2 separate regions of the Homo sapiens genome follow, and region 2 is linked to region 1. A link is a contact called in ENCODE POLR2A ChIA-PET data. All regions are on one chromosome and are shown on one strand. The core of a region is the stretch at or near the end of the contact, and the rest is flanking DNA. Distances in the headings are between cores, read along the strand shown.

Region 1 (5,334 bases), core at 1,428-3,927:
GCCAGGGGGGCCAAGGCCAGATGCAGCCGAGTGGCTCTGAGGCCCTGGCTCCCCAGCGTGGCCCTAGCAGGAGCCTCCCCTCATATCCCTCAGCCCCTGCGTTTTGGTGCCTGACTACCTCCCTCTGCACTAGGAGCTGGGGGTCCCAAGTCCAGCTCAGTCTCTCTATTCCTGAGACCCCAAAACTAAGCTCTAGAGAGGGGGGCACCTGTTGGAATGGGGTGCGGGGTGGGTGGGAGGCAGGGAGTCACCCAGGAGGAAGGGGAGCAGCCCTCTGCTCGAAATTTGGTCTAAGAGAGGGGTTCATGTCTGTCCCGTCTGGTTTTAATCTAAGGTTGATGGCCAAATGCCAGGTTTATTGTAAAGCCTACATTTTAATAAGGCGCTGGTATCGGGAGGAAAGCTGCCCTCGTTAACTGTTTCCAGACCACGATGAAGTTTTCTGCTCAGGGCCCAAGGTGGGTTTTTCTCTCCCATTTAAGAGCTCCTGGGCCTCCTAAAGCCCAGAGCCAGTTGGGAACTTGGGGTGAGGGCTGGGGCCCAGGCACAAAGATGTTGACTTCGTGTGGCTTGGTTTTGCAACAAACCTGCAAACAGCTCTGCGGTCTCAAACCTGTCATTCTTGTCGTCTCGAGGACTCAGGGTCTGAAGGGACTTTAGAGGTCATCTGTCAAGACCCCTCATTTTGCTGATAGGAAAACTGAGGCCTGGAGGGGCAGTGACTCGGCCACGCACTCACAGCAAGGCAGTGGAACCCCAAGTTCTGTCTGCTGAGATGTGCTGCCTGCAGACACACATGCGCTTCCTTCCTGCTCCCATCTCTGTTCCCGGGTTTCCTGGGAGGATGCAGGAGAGAATATTCCCAACCCAGCAATTGGGTTAGGGGGGCTACCAGCAGCCCACCCAGATAGCAAACGCCTGCCTGCCCTGAGCATCTGAGAATGAGAAAAATTGCCCCCGTGTGTCCTCAGACAAGAGGTCTCTCCTCTTGGATTCTTGGTTTCACCATCTGTATTGGGACAAAACAGTATCTCTCCCTCCCTCTCAGGTGGCTCAGTGAGGATGGCGTGGCCCAGGGCTCTCCCAAGGACATGCTTAACGTGGTGCTCCAGAAATGACTGCTAACCCCACTATTATTCATCCCATATGAAGGCTAGGCCTGGCCTGGTGGTTCTTCCCCACTTTAATCATGAACCCCCCTTGAGAACTCTGAGGAACTCTACGAACCATTCCCTAGAAAAACACAGGCGTGCAGAAAAGTTTGCATGCAATGTTGTACGGAGAGGTGGTTCACACACTTTGAATCCTGTCCACAGACCCCACCCTAAAGCACCAGCTCCATGGAAAGTCAGTTCTCTCTGTCCTGGAAGAACCTGCCCCTCTGCCCCCTCTTGGGGTCCCCTGGCCAGCCCTTCATGGCGAGCAGCCCAGACAAGGGCAGTGCCTGCGAGGCTGACGGGACCTGCCGTGCCCCTGGCTCTGGGCAGTGCTGCATTCCCAGAGAGGCTCAACTTTAAACATCGCTGGAGGTTTCTATGACCCATTTGTGAGTTCCGGGCAGTGCTGGAAAATGTGAGTCTGAGCCTTGCTCGGCAAAGCTCCAATGGCGTCCTGAGTGTTTCTGCCGCGCCCCTCACCGCAGCATGGGACTGTGGTGAGGCGAGAAGGACTTCTTCCACACCCTTAATTTTTTTTCTTTTTTGGTTTCCATTTAACCCACTTTATTATGCGCCTGGCACTGGGTTATGGAGCCCTGCGTCGTACAATGCAGAGGGTACTGTTATTAAGCCCTGTTCACAGTCAGGGGCAATGAGATTCAGAGAGGTAAAGTACCAAACCCAGGTACCACTGCCAGTGATCAGGGGTGATTTATGTCCAGACTCTGTCCCCAAAGTGGCTGGTATCTGGATGAAAGCTGCCCTTGGAAAAGTTAACCATTTCCAGACCAGGCGAAGTTGCTGCTAAGGGTCCCATGTGGGAAATGAGCTCTTCCCCATTTAAGAGCTCCTGGGCTGCTCATAGTCTGCAGCCAGGACCTGCAGGGAAGCCAGGGCAAGTGCTGGTGGCCAGGCGCAGAGACCGTTCAGACTCCTGCGGCTTAATTGGCCACCCCTCTCTACCCGAACAAGTCGGAATGCTCGGCCCACACCCACCCACCTGGCTCCCCTGCTATGTCTCAGCCTCCACCAGGTACCCACCAGCTGCTGTGCCCCACCCAGGACAGCCTCACCAGTGGGGTGCATGCTCAGAGTCTGGGCACGGGGCCATCTTCGACATCTCCAGCATGTTTCCAATCACATCCTCACACAACAGCCAACCCTGGCTCTAGAAAATTCTCCATTACAGTAGGTCCTAGTCCACCTCCCTGTGGTCCCCACGACATGCTGTGTTTACACTTTGAAGGGCAGCACACAGGACTCTATTCCTCAACGACCCCCTTGCTAGCCTCTGAGGGCAGCTGTTCTGGTGATTTCAGCCACAGCTCTGGGAGCTGCCCCGCCCCCCTTGCCACACTTTGCCACGTGAAGAGGCTGGCACCACATCTTCCGCATTTCTTAAAAGGGAGTCCACTGACAATTTGCCTGGGAATTCCCCGGGAAGCTTGTTAAAGCCAGACACTCCCATCTCAAGGGTCCAGCTGGGAATCTGCAGTAGACACTCCCTCACCCGCAAGTTCAGGAACCACAAGCTTCAGAGCAGACATCTGGGAATGACATGGCTCAGACTGAAAGACACCAGTCCACACTCTAGCTCTGTACCGTCCAACGTGGGAGCAACGAGCTGCACGTGGCCATCTCAATGAAATTCTCACTGATTAAAATGAAATAAAAATACAAATTCCATTCCTCAGTCGAACAGGCCACATTTCAAGGGCTCAATATCCACACATGGCCAGTGGCCGCCACATTGGACAGCACAGATAGGAAACATTTTCATCATCACAGAGAGTTCTAGAAAGTTTTTTTTTTTTTTTTGAGACGGAGTCTCGCTCTGTCGCCCAGGCTGGAGTGCAGTAGCGCGATCTCTGCTCATTGCAAGCTCCGCCTCCCGGGTTCACGCCATTCTCCTGCCTCAGCCTCCCGAGTAGCTGGGACTACAGGCGCCCACCACCATGCCCAGCTAATGCTTTTGTATTTTTAGTAGAGACAGGGTTTCACCGTGTTAGCCAGGATGTTCTCGATCTCCTGACCTCGTGATCCACCCGCCTCAGCCTCCCAAAGTGCTGGGATTACAGGTGTGAGCCACCGCGCCTGGCAGTCGTAGAAAGTTTTGAGACGGAGTTTCACTCTGTCGCCCAGGCTGGAGTGCAGTGGTGCGATCCTGGCTCAGGGCAGCCTCTGCCTCCCGGGTTCAAGCGATTCTCCTGCCTCAGCCTCCTGAGTAGCTGGCATTACAGGCACCCGGCATCAGGCCTGACTAATTTTTTTGTATTTTTAGTATGGATGGGGTTTCACCATGTTGGCCAGGCTGGTCTCCAACTCCTGACCTCAAGTGATCCGCCTGCCTTGGCCTCCTAAAGTGTGGGATTACAGGCGTGAGCCACTGCGCCTGGCCTAAGGACATTTGAAAGGAAAAAAATCTCCTACAAATCCCACGACAACAGCATATCTGTTTAATTCTTTGCATACTTTTTGTTGCATGTCCACATGTATCTAGCTATCACATGACTCCATTTACAGTGTGCATGAATATCATTTTCTGTTTTGGATGGGGCATGGATTAAGAGCCTAGGATTGTGATCAGACACACCCAGGGATGCTGCGTATGGTTGCACAGGCTGTGCACTGTACAACTTCAGGGGTGCCATTCCCACAGACTCCAGTGTGACTGGTGTCCCCTGCAGTTATGCAGTGGACAACCTGCCCAACCATATCCCGCTTTCCTGGAAATAGCTGCATTCTGGTTCTGGCTTTCCATGCCAGCTCTGTGAGCTCTGTGAGACTCAGTGTCCCCACTGTAAGTGGGAACAGCAACACCTAAAGTGCCTCGACAATACCTGGCACCCAGTTAGTGGTCAAGTAACATCAGCTATCGCGTTGGTGACTGCCATGACCTCACCATTTTATGAAGCGAAGTCAATGTGATGGTGCAGGTAGACTGCTTCCCGCTGTGAGCGACACACAGTGAACGATGGTCCCTCAAGCTCCATCCTAAACCCTCTGCTCTGTTTCCTATCTTCTTCCTCACGTTAGTGTGAGCGGCTGCATCACTTCCCCTAGTGGGGATGCCAAAACGGCCTCACAGCCCTTCCCCTCTTGTGGGATATTTAGGTCTCTTGCGATTTTCCTCTATTGTAAACACTGTGAAAAATGTCTCATTTCTTTGTCCTTCTGCTGGATTTCAAGACCCCAAATCCTTCACATAAGTTCTTCCAACAGCGCTCTCCTCTCCAGAAGGAACCTTTTTGCTACCAAGTTGGTCAGAACAGGCCAGCCCACAAAAGGTGGCGTACTGGCTAAGCACCGTGGCTCACGCCTGTAATCCCAGCACTTTGGGAGGCTGAGGCGGGTGGATCGCTTCAGGCCAGGAGTTTGGGACCAGCCTGGACAACATGGCAAAACCCCCACCTTTACAAAAAATTAAAACATTAGCCGGGCATGGTGGCACGCACCTGTAGTCCCAGCAACTCAGGAGGCTGAAGTGGGAGGATCACTTGAGCCCGGGAGATGAAGGTCACAGTGAGCCACAATTGTGCCACTGCACTCCAGCCTGGGTGACAGGTTCAGACCCTGTCTCAAAACAACAATAACGGCCAGGTGTGGCTCTGCAATCCCAGCACTTTGGGAGGCGGAGGCGGGCAGATCACTTGAAGGCAGGAGTTCAAGACCAGCCTGGCCACCATGGTGAAACCCCGTCACTACTAAAAATACAAAAATTAGCCGGGCTTGGTGGCATGTGCCTGTACTCCCAGCTACTCAGGAGCCTGAGGCAAGAGAATCGCTTGAACCTGGGAGGCGGAGAGCCGAGATTGCGCCACTGCACTCCAGCCTGGGCGACAGAGCGAGGCTTCATCTAAAAAAAAAAAAAAAGCCAACAACAACAACAAACCAAAAAAAAATACAGCACCCCACTGAGGAAGAGCTGGACCCTGGCGGCAGGCTGCCTAAGTTCAAATCCCAACTTCACTGCTGTGTGACCCTGAGGAAGTTACAACCTCTCTGTGCTTCAGTTATCCCATCCAGAAAATGGGGATAACAAGATCTTCCTCCCAGAGTTGTTGTGAAAATTAAATGAAAGAATATATATATAAGGTTCTTAAAGCAGTGCCTGGCACGTAGTAAGTGCTAAATCACGTTAGCCATTAGTATATTTATCTGGAGTTAGGTGCGTGTG
Region 2 (5,571 bases), core at 2,666-5,165, 340 kb before region 1:
CCTCAGCCACCATATACCTGGAGATAGTGTCAGATATCACAAATTGAGGGCTTGGTCCTCAAGACTGCCCCCCACCCCAAGTAGGTGTCAATCTTAAGTTTTAGGTTATGTGATCTGTCTTTTTTGACGAACTGTTTATAAATCAGAAATCTCAAGTCCTCCTTTTTGGGTTTAATTTGTTACAGTGCCTCACAGAACCTAGGGAAACATGTTTATTATAAAGGATATAGATGAAGAGATATATGGAGTACGGGGGAAGGAGAGTGGAACTTCTGTGCCCTCTCTGGGCATGCCACCCTCTAGGAACTTTTTTTTTTTTTTTTTTTTTGAGATAAAGTCTCACTCTGTTGCCGGAGTACAGTGGCTGGAGTGTAGTGGCGCGATCTTAGCTCACCGCACCCTCCGCCTCCTGGGTTCAAGCGATTCTCTTGCCTCAGTCTCCCAAGCAGCTGGGATTACAGGCACCCATGACCACACTGGGCTAATTTTTTTTTTGGTGTTTTTTTTTTTTTTTTTTTTTTTTGTATTTTTAGTAGAGACAGGGCTTTCACTATGTTGGCTAGGCTGGTCTCAAACTCCTGACCTCGGATGATCTGCCTGCCTCTGCCTCCCAAAGTGCTGGGATTACAGGCGTGAGCCACCACGTCCGGCCAACTCTCTAGGGACTTTTATGTGTTTAGCTATCTGGAAGTTCTCAGAACTTTGTTTTTTGGAGTTTTAATAGAGGCTTTATTTTATGTAGTCATGATTGATTAAGCTATTGACCATTACTGAACAACTTAACTTTCAGCGCCTCTCCCCAGTCCCCGGAGGTTGGAGTGACAGTGTGGGTGCAGATAAAAGTCCCACACCTCTAATCTTGTCTTGGTCTTTATGGTGACCAGTCCCATCTTGAGGTACTAATACTTAGGGACTGTCAGCCATCAGTCATCTCATTAGTATATAAAAAGACATCATTTTGGGGTTTTTAAGGATTTTAGGAGCTATACTTCAGGAAACAAGGTTGACGACAAAATATATATTTTGTAATATCACACCAAGATCATAATTTTGTAAATCAGTGTTCCCTAGATTTTACTGAGAGGTGAAACCAGTATCTGCAACCCAGATTAACCCCCTAGATAATATCAGCGTTTACATAGAGTTTAGAGTACCCCTGGTGAAAACTGATTCCTAAGTAGGTCAGGTCACAGTAGTTTGTTAATGGGGATACTTCCTTGTCTTAGAATCACTTCCTCCTGCTCTGAAGGGAAACTGAAATGGATTTAGTTCTTCCTAAAAAATGCTGTGCTATATTTTAGCCTTTTTTCTGCTGGCTTATTTCATTTTATCTCATGGCTTCATGATCATTGGTGTCTCTCTCCTTTATTTTTTGAAGATTCTGACACTTTCAAGCATTTTCCAGTTACTGCCAAAGCTTAATGAAGTTAAAGATATTTGCAGTGTTGTATAATTAACTCACATCCATAGAGTTCTGCGGCAGCTTTTAATGGGTTCCTTCCTATAACTAACAATCTCCTGCTTACTCGTCTTAAAAAGTTTCATCTTCATGTGGTCTCTTTTTTTCTTCTGCTGTCCCTTCCTCTTCCTCTTTCTCCTCTTTAAAGCAGCAGGTTGTTTTACTTCTTGATTAGAGTATTTTCACAAGTGGTCACTGTTTTTGAGAAGTCTCCAATAACTTGGTCAAGATTAGATCATTGTATTTGACTAAAAAGTCAAGCCCTGGCAGGAAGGTGATTACTGAGGCAATGTCTTGTTAGATAAACCTGCATTGCATGTACCGTTTCCAAATTTTAGCAGACTAAACTGTGCAGCATTGTTTGAATTTCCCCCTCCAACTCACTCTGGCTATTAATCTGCCTTAGGAGATAGGTAGCTGGCCGTTCTCATTGTTATATATCTAGCAGTCTCTGGAGGAAAGAGAATTCAGACCTGGTAACTGAGAGCAAAATATTTATACAGACACAAGAATGGGGGTGGGCAGGAAGGGAGGGTTGTAACTGAAAAAAGGCAGACCAAAACAGTTTTGACAACTTAAATTTATTGTAACTGCCCAACAAAGGAAGTAGAGTTGGAGGTTTATCTGCAAGAGGTTTTTTTTTGTTTTGTTTTTTGTTTAGTAGCTCCACCTCTTAATTTATTATTATTATTCATTTTATTTTATTTTTTGAGACAGTCTCGCTCTGTCACCCAGGCTGGAGTGCAGTGGCACAATCTTGGCTCACTCCAACTTCTGCCTCCCGGGTTCAAGCGATTCTCTTGCCTCAGCCTCCTGAGTAGCTGGGATTACAGGCGCCCTGTCACCACGCCCAGCTAACTTTTGTGTTTTTAGTAGAGACGGGGTTTCTCCATGTTGGCCAGGCTGCTCTCAAACTCCTGACCTCAGATGATCCACTCACTTCTGCCTCCCAAAGTGTTGGGATTACAGGCGTGAGCCACCATGCCCGGCTTTAATTCATTATTGTTAATATTTTTGAGACAGGGTCTTGCTCTGTTGCTCAAGCTGGAGGGCAATGGCACCATCATGGCTCACTGCAACTTCAACCTTCTAGGCTCAAGCGATCCTCCTGTCTCAGTCTCCCAAGTAGCTGGGACCACAGGTGCATGCCACCATGCCCAGCTAACTTTTTTTTTTTTCTTTTTGTAGAGACAGGGTCTTGCGATGTTGCCCAGGCTGGTCTCAAATTCCTGGCCTCCAGCCATCCTCCCACCTGGGCCTCCTGATGTGCTGGGATTACAGGCGTGAGCCACCAGACCCGGGTTAGCTCCACCTTTTAATGGAGGAGAATGATAAGCAGGTTGAAAATGGTGGGGTGGGATTGGAGAAATGCATCATCGTAAAATATTTTTTAACTGGGGGCCCATGTTGGGAGTCGCACGGTTTCTCAGAAAAGGATCCAGTAGTAGCATTAACCGAGGGAGAAAGATAAGCTGTGGGGAAAGGGCTAGTGATTCAGGAGTTGGAATTCCAAACATTTTCCATAGCTTGTCAGGAACATTTGTGCAGACCTTTGGATATATAGAGAGGGAGTCCGTCTGCTGATAAAATGAGCGCTGGGTTTACCAACCTTCGGCCTTGGCCCACCCCTGATCCTCACCGCCGGGCAGTGAGATGGACACGTTATTTGCCTCCATTTGGTGGACTGCGCTCTGCGCTTCCAGAGGTGGAGCAATTGTCCGCCTCCGCCCGGCCAGCACGTGCGGGAGGCTGGATTTGAACCAAACAAGTTATCTGTGTACCCCACGCCTTTGCTTTTACCCACTAGGCGGTAACGTGATTTCACGCCTGAGAGTTTCTTGGCTGAACAAGTTGGAAATCACTGGTTTCAGAGATTGGAAATCACTGGGTGCACGCCCCTGGATTCTTTCCCTAGCCACTCGAGGCCGTCGCGCTTGCCTCGACGTCTCTATTCGCACAGCGCGCAGTTACCACCGCCCCACTCCCACCGCGCCAGCCTGCGGGACTCTCGGGCTTCCCTCGGGCGGTGGGAAAAGAGCCTCCCGGGCTGACTCTGCTCGGCGCGCATGGCTGCCAGGGGAAAGTATTGTCCTTAAATCCAGAGCGGCGATACGCGCAGGGGAGCGATCTCAGACCGCGGCGGAGCATCGGTGATCCCAGGGCCTGCCGCGTTCCAAGGCAAGCGCTAGTACTGCGAGCAGACAGTGGTCACTAAGAAGTCATTACCAGATTGGCAGGGGGAGTCCTAGGGATCCGGGTCCCGCCGTCCCTCACACCTCCCTCCGCGTCCTTCCGGACCCCAGGGCGACGCGGACCCGGCCGGGGGAGCCCGGGGGAGGGGGCCGGGCCGGGGTGGGGCGGGCGCGCGTGCGCGAGCTGTCAGACCGGCCCCGCCCCTCCCCTCCCGCCCCTCCCCCGCTCTCCGGGTGTAGGGCGGGCGGGCGCTGCGGCGGCCGCGGCTGCTGCTTCCTCGGGCCATTTTGCTGTGGAGCGGCGGGGAGGAGGAGCCGCCGAGGAGACCCCGGGCGAGGAGCTGCGAGCCGGAGGAGGCCGCGCGGACTCCGGGCTTTCCGCCGTCGCGGGGATCTCGGGGGGCAAAGGGATCGCCGGGGAGGGGGACCAGAGAGCCGCGCCCGCCGCGCGGAGCGCCCCTTCGCGTCCCCTGCACCATGAGCTGGGGCACCGAGCTCTGGGTGAGTGAGGGGCTGGGCCCGCGGGCAGATGCGGGGCGCGCGCTGCGTTTCCCCGCGGCCTGGGGAGGGGGCGCGGGCCGCGCTGCTGGGCGGAGGCGAGGGCGCGCTGGTCGGGGTCCTCGCGGCCTGGGGAGGAGGCGGGGTTCCAATGCCCCTCGTCCGCCTTGGCCCGAGCAGGAGGTGCGGGCCGGCTTGTCCTTCGGAGGCGAGGGGAGTTGGTGCGGGTCCCCGGCGGCCTGAGGAACGGCGCGGGCGGGCCTCCCTGTCCCCGGCGCCCCGGAGCGGGCCGTGTGTGTCGGGCCGAGCCCTAATCCCCCGGGGCGAGCCGCGGATGCCCGGGGAGGGCCGGGACCGGGCGTGGGGGCGTGGAGGCCCCGGCTGCGCGGCGCTGCGTTGGGTCTCGGGGCGCCCCGGCCGCGAGTTCTGTCCTGGCTCCGCGGAGGCGCTGGCGGATCGGGCACTTCCCCGGGAGCGGGGCGGCCGGGGCGAGCGCCGGGGGTCGGGTTTTGGGGTGCTGGGGCGAGAGTGCGGTCTTCGCTCTGGAGGCGAGGACTTCTGGCCCGTGGCGGCTCCGGGCGCACTTGTTCTTTCGGGGTAGCTCAATCCTGAGTGGGATGTGGGCACTGCGACGTCTGGTCTGGAGGGGAAAGTGGGAGTTAGGGAGAGATCTTACGTGATCTACCTCAGGAAGAGGCGTTCGCGGGGTCAATGATCTTTAACGGTTGCTCGGAGAATAGTTTCCAGTGGGGAAAGTTGGCGGTGAGGGGCGCCTTGCGGGGATGCTTGGCCGGGGGATGCGCACGGTAAACGGGCAGCCCTCAGGGCTGAGGGCCGTCCCCGGAAAGGCGAGGGGCTGGCTGTGGATGGAGCTCTTTTCCTGCCGTCCCCGGATTCCTGGGGAAATCACTGGGCAGGGGATGGGCAGTGCGGCGGCCCGGGAAGGAGCAGACGAAATCTCAGTTACTGCACTGAAATGCCCTCAAGATGAGCCATTTCCCAGGATGAACTCTAAAGTGCCTGAACTACCTTTTGGAATTCTATTTGCAAAGGGTGTGGAGGAGAAAGTGTAGGGTGGTGTTGCTATCTGAGATGAGGCCAAGAAATCTCATATCAAAATAAAACAAGGTTAGAGCAATTACAGAAACAGAGCACATCCTCCCTTGTTTTTTGTTTTGTTTTCTTTTGCTTTAATTGTTTTTACATAACCATTTGTTAGGTACAGAAGCAGCTACGGTTGTTATTACCAAAATCCTGAGGGCAATAGCTCCCTTAAATTAAGATAATTCATTTTATAAACATCTTCTGCCTAAAAGGGATTCATGACAAAATTTCCGCTGATGTTTACAAGTATCCATTTTGAAAATAAAATAGTTTAAAATATTTGCACACACCAGTTTAGGCAAAATCTATGACTTTGAG

The links. ChIA-PET counts read pairs that join two places held with the same protein, here RNA polymerase II (POLR2A).
Region 2: POLR2A ChIA-PET joins it to region 1 with 10 read pairs in H1. The contact joins the promoter of FNBP1 here to the enhancer-like site in region 1. POLR2A ChIA-PET finds 5 or more read pairs at or near these places in 3 of 52 experiments (BJ, H1 and activated CD4-positive, alpha-beta T cell).

The regions. Positions count from the first base shown.
Region 1 is chr9:129,700,039-129,705,372 of GRCh38, reverse strand. The region is part of intron 1 of PRRX2 (paired related homeobox 2); the gene reads right to left. Among named protein-coding and RNA genes, the nearest start is that of PRRX2-AS1, 16 kb to the left of the region's middle. Within about 2 kb of position 2,677, at least 8 of the 41 ENCODE cell types and tissues checked have a DNase peak (open chromatin) inside an H3K27ac peak, as active enhancers do.
Region 2 is chr9:130,041,533-130,047,103 of GRCh38, reverse strand. It overlaps FNBP1 (formin binding protein 1), which reads left to right and starts at 3,915. Exons shown (of 17, transcript NM_015033.3): 1 at 3,915-4,152. The coding sequence starts at 4,129. RefSeq lists silencers at 3,653-4,212, 4,393-4,552.